Linked DNA regions of Homo sapiens: region 1 is linked to region 2. Evidence: chromatin contacts called from ENCODE Hi-C or POLR2A ChIA-PET data. All regions are on one chromosome and are shown on one strand. Each heading gives the region's core, a stretch centred on a gene start or an enhancer-like site at or near the end of the contact. The rest is flanking DNA. Distances are from core to core; before and after follow the strand shown. Region 1 has its middle 97 kb from the start of PLCL2-AS1. Region 2 overlaps PLCL2 (phospholipase C like 2).

The links. Hi-C counts contacts between places; a loop is a spot of excess contacts on that map. ChIA-PET counts read pairs that join two places held with the same protein, here RNA polymerase II (POLR2A). Pooled maps may share reads with other maps.
Region 1: a loop to region 2 is called in a map of natural killer cell, with 4 times the contacts of the local background. The contact joins two enhancer-like sites. A Hi-C loop is called at or near these places in 4 of 168 maps with a recorded cell type or tissue (Right ventricle myocardium inferior, gastrocnemius medialis, heart left ventricle and 1 more), 4 of 37 single-sample maps with no recorded cell type and 15 of 50 pooled maps. POLR2A ChIA-PET finds 5 or more read pairs at or near these places in 2 of 52 experiments (GM10248 and activated T-cell).

The regions. Positions count from the first base shown.
Region 1 is chr3:17,149,966-17,153,302 of GRCh38, reverse strand. No RefSeq gene overlaps it. Among named protein-coding and RNA genes, the nearest start is that of PLCL2-AS1, 97 kb to the right of the region's middle. RefSeq lists enhancers at 1,329-1,498, 1,699-1,758, 1,297-1,798, 1,799-1,878. Within about 2 kb of position 1,547, at least 4 of the 41 ENCODE cell types and tissues checked have a DNase peak (open chromatin) inside an H3K27ac peak, as active enhancers do; they include natural killer cell, where a contact is called at or near this core.
Region 2 is chr3:16,904,737-16,908,257 of GRCh38, reverse strand. All of the region lies in intron 1 of PLCL2 (phospholipase C like 2), which reads right to left. Among named protein-coding and RNA genes, the nearest start is that of PLCL2, 22 kb to the right of the region's middle. Within about 2 kb of position 1,342, at least 8 of the 41 ENCODE cell types and tissues checked have a DNase peak (open chromatin) inside an H3K27ac peak, as active enhancers do; they include natural killer cell, where a contact is called at or near this core.

The DNA of each region.
Region 1 (3,337 bases), core at 298-2,797, 240 kb before region 2:
GAGACAAGGTATACCCACCAAACCCTTCCCAAAGTACAAAATTGTGAGCAAACTAAATGATTGTTTTAAGCTACTGAGTTTTGGGGAAGGTCGTTATGCAGCAGTGGCTATTTCCTGATAACTCTGACTAGCAGGATCCATCTCTTGTAAACTCTCCCATCTTAGGACTGTACACGTTCTCCAGGCCTTTGTCCTACACCTCCCTGCATTCTGCTGAATATATTCATGTCCAAGTCCAGATTCTGCATTTCTTATCTTGAAAAGAGGGACTCTGAGCCTTAGCTATTTATTTACCCATATTTATGAGCCTACCATGTGCCAAACACTGTGCTGGGGGCTGGAGACATGCAGTGAACAAGATGGATAAGATGCCTGTCCTCAGGGAGCTTGCAGTCCAGTGGGAGAGAAAGGCAATGCCCAGTGAATGAATGAGATAATTTCAGATGGGAAGGATGTGGCAGAGACCCTTCAGGAAGCCCCAGTTCCCTTTCCCCCTGGGGAGGGACACAACTAGACCAGCCTCCCTTGAAGGGACTGAGCTTGGGCCACTGGAGTGTGAGGGGTGAATATGAATATGTAGAGGAGGAGGAGATGAGTAGATGACTCTGGGAGCCCAGAACGGTGGGGTGGGGGAGAGCGCAGAAACCACCTCCTCCCCAGATCTTGAGGACCAGCCAGTCCCAGGTTTTTCCTAAACCTCTTTGTCATTCTTTGCTTTCATTCCCATAAACGTTGCCCCTCCCACAAACATCACCCCTGGGGAAAGAGTCATAATCAACTCTGATCAAATCCCAGGCTGCTTACAGGTTGGGGAAAGATAGAAGCCAGTGTCAACCAACCCCAGTTCATTCAGAGATGTTAGTGTCCATCAGACACCAGTGCCGTGAGCCCTGCCTGCCTGACTCCTCCCTCAAGGTGCCAGGGGTCCATCTATCCCGCTGTCAGCCAATCAAGAGGGGACTATGAGCAAGACAAGCAAGCTCCAGGAGCCTCCATTTCCCCGTCGTTAATATTGGGGGGTGGGGCTGGGGCAAATGCCTAGCTTGGCCACCTCGCAGGGGTGTTGCAAGGGTATTAAGCCTGTCAAACTCCAGGCCCTGGGTCTGGCTGTCACCTGCATTAACTCCTCCCAGTCTCCCCATGGGGGCCGGTGATGGGGAAGGCAAAGCCTTGGGCTGATGTGGCCACATGTGTGCAGACAGCCCAGAAGCTCTGCCCCTCAGGACTTTCCCTCCCCCAGCACCTGAATGGCAGGATTTGGGTGGCTTCTAACTCCTGGAGGTGACAAGCTCTGCATGATCGCAGCAGCCGCTGTGCTTCCATCTACCGTGCAGCACCAGCACCAGGGACCAAACTCACCCTGTCACAAGATATGGAGGCATGTTCCTGGGCATGTGTGTGACTCACCCAGTGTCGCAGCGGTGGTGCGTGGCAAGGCTGCCGCTGGGTTTCTGAGAATCCTGCACCTCAGAGATTCAGAGAAACTCAGACTTTCAGAGAAAGTCTGTCCTGTCCGCTGTCAGCAGAGGCGTTAACCACAGAGCTTGCAGTGGGAGCCCCGAGAACTAGCTCAGCAAGGCCAGGCAGAGTTCATCCTTCCTGTCCCTGAGCTGCTCTGGGGCTGGAGGCCTCATGAAGCAGAGCCAGATGTTAGCTCTGTCCCTGGTGGCAGTGTGGACGTGGCAGACAGGTGAGAGATGGGCCTGCTGGAGTCGAACTGGGGATCCACTTTACCGGATTCCATGGGAACAAAGCAGATACAGGCCTCATGTTATGACCCCTCCTGCGTAGGCTGGGTTTGGTCCCAGCTCGTCCAGGAGACAGTGGGTAGGCCCCACTCTCTCTGACACTCCATCTGAAAAATAAGGAGGCTGGGGTAGAGCTGGCTTTTTTTTTTTTTTTTTTTTTTTTGAGACGATTCTCGCTCTGTTGCCCAGGCTGGAGTGCAGTGGCACGATCTCAACTCACTGCAACCTCCACCTCCTGGGTTTCAAGCAATTCTCCCACCTCAGCTTCCCGAGTAGCTGAGATTACAGGTGCCCACCACCACACCCGGCTAATTTTTCTGTATTTTCAGTAGAGATGGGGTTTCACCATCTTGGCCAGGCTGGTCTTGAACTCCTGACCTCATGATCCACCCACCTTGGCCTCCCAAAGCGCTGGGATTATAGGCATGAGCCACCACGCCCAGCCGAGCAGGCACTTTTTTCAAACTTTTTTGACCAGACCCCACAGTAATAAATACATTTTATGATGAAATTTGACTGGCTTAAAAATATATTCCATGATATATTAAATAGGATTGTGTCTGCTGCTATATAACACACAGGTTCCAAAATGTCAGTTGCTTAAAACAAGAGAAGTCCATTTCTCACAGACATAAGTATCAAAGTGAGGCTTCCTGGTTTGTGTGTGACTCTCCTCCATGCAGTGATTCAGGGACCCAGCCACATTGAGGCTCCATCCTTTAGGACTTTCCCACCAATGTCAGAGACACTTTGACTAAGAAGTAAAGTGTCACTTTTAATCACATTCCACTGGGAAAGCAAGTCACCCAGCGGCCCACCTAGACACAAGGGCAGCCCCTTCCTAGGGACACACTGATACTATGGAGAGGAGTACAGCTTTGCTAGCCAGTCAGCTGCCTCTACCCCCATACCCTAACCCCTGAATACACACACCATACACACCCTGAAACAGAAGGCTCGTGAAACAAACATCCTCATACCGCATGCAATACCTTTCTCATTCTGATACCTCCTCCCCTATTTTATTTGATTCTATTTTACTTTCATAAGTGCTGGATGTGACCCACTAAATTAATCTCATGATCCACTAATGGGTCAATTCCTACAGCTTAAAGATTCAGATGATTCCTTAAAGAAGTGTCCATAATACTAACCAACTCTGAAGAGTGTATGGAGTTCAGTGGCCACATAGTTGATAAGCTTTTTTAGCTAAAAAGAGAACTGCTTGAAGCCATAGCTGTCACTCAGAGGAAGAAGCATGTAAGAAAAGTGGCTTTTAATGCAGAATAAATTGGAATATCCTCCTAATCTATGCAAAGACATAAGAACTGCTCAGGTGTCCAGGGGCAGAAGGCATTTGGGGTTGGGGGGTGGGGGGCAGCAGAAGGACAGTTTCTGAGGGACATGTTGGCTCCAGGCTCTTTTCTGGGAGGATTTGACAAGTGCTTTTCCCAGAATGCAGCCAATTTTGCACAAATTCCAGCCAGGTGGCAATGATCATTCACCAGAATGTAGGAGGAGGACCTAGAGTCTTGGCACCTGCTGTGAAAGATCCTCTATGTCCCCGGGTCTCCCTTCCTCTCCCACCT
Region 2 (3,521 bases), core at 93-2,592:
GCTTTAAAATAACACAGGATGGGGATAAGTGGATAGGAATGCAGAGGAAACAATATTAGCCATGAGCTGATAACTGCTGAAGGTGGGAGATGGGTATATAAGAGTTTATCATACTATTCTCTCTATTTGTGTCCATTTCCCATAATAAAAAGTTTAAATAGAGAGACAGAAAACCCACGAAAGGGAGGTAGGGAGTCAAACATACAATAGGAATGACAAACAGTATCAAATCAGCCCACACAGTATTTTCACTTATATTTGCTTAAACATCATCTGGAATAAAATATTGACATGAATACATATCATTGGAATAAAAAAAAATTAAAGATTCATTTAACTTGTTTTGAAATAAAACAAATTGAATACAATGAAATGAATTGATATTTATTTCTTTCGTGCAGTCATTATGAAGGCAGGTAAAGCAAACAACCAAATTCTACTTCAAGGGCACAACTCCTGAAGTAAATCTAGACTTTTGTTATGCTGTACGTTAATACCAAAAAAAAAATTGCTAATAATTATTGAAAGCTGTGCTTTACTTGCATGACTTCAATTAATTCTCTCAAAAACCCAATGAAACTAATCTCATCATTATATACATTTTAGAGATAAGGAAACTAAGGCCAATAGGTGACCCCCCAGTCTGACTCACACCAGCCAGCTTACTCCAAAGCCTAAGCCCCTAATGGAGTGCTCTGGGGAACTGGGCATCATAATGCCCTAACACCTTAGCACAGAGTTAACAAAGCAACAGCATTTGGGCAAGGAGTCCTGAATAGTGGTAGGTGCTCCAAGCATCTGACTAATAAAATGTGTGGCTGACCCAACACTGGTATCACTGGGCTGCCTTTCTGGTGGTTATGGTTTCTGTTATCTGTGCACACAAATCACAGGCTTGTCTGGTTAACATTCAGTCCTATAAAGTTGTGTTGTTCCTAGGTGATAAGCCTACCCAAGAACTAAATTCATAATCTAGCCCCTTTTGTAACAAAATGAACAAATAAGTGGCTATTTTTTTAGACTATCATGAAAAACACCGGAAAGTTTAAACTATAAACTGACAAATTTTGAGGTATAAGTTATTAGTAAAACCTCCAATCTCAAAATTTCCTTTCATGAAACAGGGCTTAAATTAAATATATAAGTAGAAAGGAGGATGATAAGACACTAAAAACTAAACGAACATGGTCAAACTCATTTTCAGATAACAGCTTGCAAAAATAATTTATCTGAGTTGCTAAAGAAAGGAAACAGGATTCAGAAGTTATAAGAATGATCTCTTAAACTCTGCAACTCAGCGGGGAAAAAACACCTTCCAAGTTACCACAGGGCCTTCCCCAAGTCTGCAACCACATGGCTGTGTTTTAGACTGGGTGGAGCACAGAGTAAACAAACAGTTTCTATTTTTAGCATGTTTTTCCTGGCCACTCTGAAATTTCCTAGTCACAAATTATTGCCTGTTATCTTTTAAAATAGATTTTTACTCAAAGAATTCATAGAAAACTTCTCAGAATCAGGAAAAGACATACAAGTTATTACATAAAACTAATTTATGAAGCTTTATTTTAGAAAATAATTTATTATGTAAAAAGTATTACATATATTCACAAAATAAACTGGAAAGAATGCTTAAAATATTTTTCATTGCAAATACACTCAGAAGAGTAAATCTTTTCAAACTCTGTAGAATATTCATTACTGATATTAATACAGTAAAATTTTAGTTTTAAAAACTGAAATTTGATTAAAATTTTGAAAATTATTATCTTTGCAAAAATTAACAATACAAGAAATCTATATCAAAAATATAAGTTCCACATTAACGAATTCAAAATTGTTTCTTTGAAATGTAAATTAATAATATGCTTAATGCCTTCTCTCAACTTTATTCAAAAATAATAGATTGAGAGTAAAAAGAACATATTCGCTTGTATATTCCACATCTTCCTTATACATTTTAGAAAAAAAATCAAGAGATGATCTGCACACCTCAGGGCCAACTTATTCACTGGGTACAACAGGCACAATGCTTACAGCCCCACAATATTTTTAGGGGCTCACACAAATGTTTTAATTTCTTTTAAAATCAGAAGGGAAAAAAGGACCTTTAGCTCAGATAAAACGTTTTAATATATAATATTAACAGATCTGACCAACACAGTCATAAAATATAATTTTCAATTTTTTTTTTTTATGGAGGAAGGAGCCTACAAAGGAAAAGGGCCTGAAAGTCATTAATGCAGTCCTGCTGCATATAAAGTCCTCCCTAGCCCAAAAGCCTCTCCAGGTGGATCTGGATTATTCTTGCCAAAGCAGAAGATGGTTAATGGTGCCCTGGCTGGGCCTGGAGAGTTATGGGCACTCATCAACACCTACTCCATTTTCAGGGCCCCTGCCTCCCTCTCAATTACCTCCCTCCAGGCTCACCAAAGATTGGGGTACACAACTAATAGGCTCCCTGTATGCTGTCGCTATTCTGAGGAGGTCTAAACAGTGAGCTAGAGCTGCTGCAACAGCAGAAGCTTGCTCTGAATCAGTTGTTTGGCTGTTTGTTTAATTTCAGATCCCTTTGAAAATTTGATGAAAACCTCTCAGAAACATATGCACATGCCTACAAAATTTTGCAATTAATTTTTTGGTATACAATTTCATCATTGGAAATTTATTTCCTTTACATAGAAAATTTTAAATTTGTGTAAATAATTATACTTCTCACTCTCATTTAAATGCAAAAATCAACTGGCTGCTTTCCAAAAAATTAAAATGAATGTAAATTGCACAGATAAAAAAGAAAGTACATTTTATACTAAAAGAAAATTTCCATTAGAAGGCTGCTATTTTGGTTTGATACAGAGGTTGAAACTGGAGCCTGGTGTTTGACAGCCAATCAGCTTTGACTTCCAGTTTTTCTTTTAAGGATAAAAGACAGAGAGGTAGTACTGAGTGGGGAATCACAGACCACTCTGCCAGGCTAGGATAGCATGTGTAAAGAAGTGTGAAAATCCCCCAAAACCTCTTCTGGTTACATCACTTGCATCACTCGCTGTGCCCACACACCCTGGGGCCTTCTGTGGCAAGGACAGCACCACTGATGCTGTCTGTGTCATGAAGGAGAGGATTCAGTCCACATTTTAATGGGACTGTCACAACAAAAATAATCCTCAAAAGCATTCTCTAGTTTCTCCTGGAGTATACAGGCTTCTGCTTGCAAAAAGACTGCCAGAGCTGTACCATTCCTGTATTAGTCTTTTCCCACGCTGCTATGAAGAAATACCTGAGACTAGATAATTCATAAAAGAAAGAGGTTTAATTGACTCACAGTTCTGCAGGGCTGGGAAGGCCTCAGGAAACTTACAATCATGGCAGAAGGGGAAGCAAACACATTCTTCTTTACATGGCAGCAGCAAGGAGAAGTACAGAGCTAAGGTGAGGGAAAGCCCCTTATAAAACCATCAGATCTCATGAGAACTCACTCACTATCATGAGAACAGCATGGAGGTAACCGCCCCCATGATTCAATT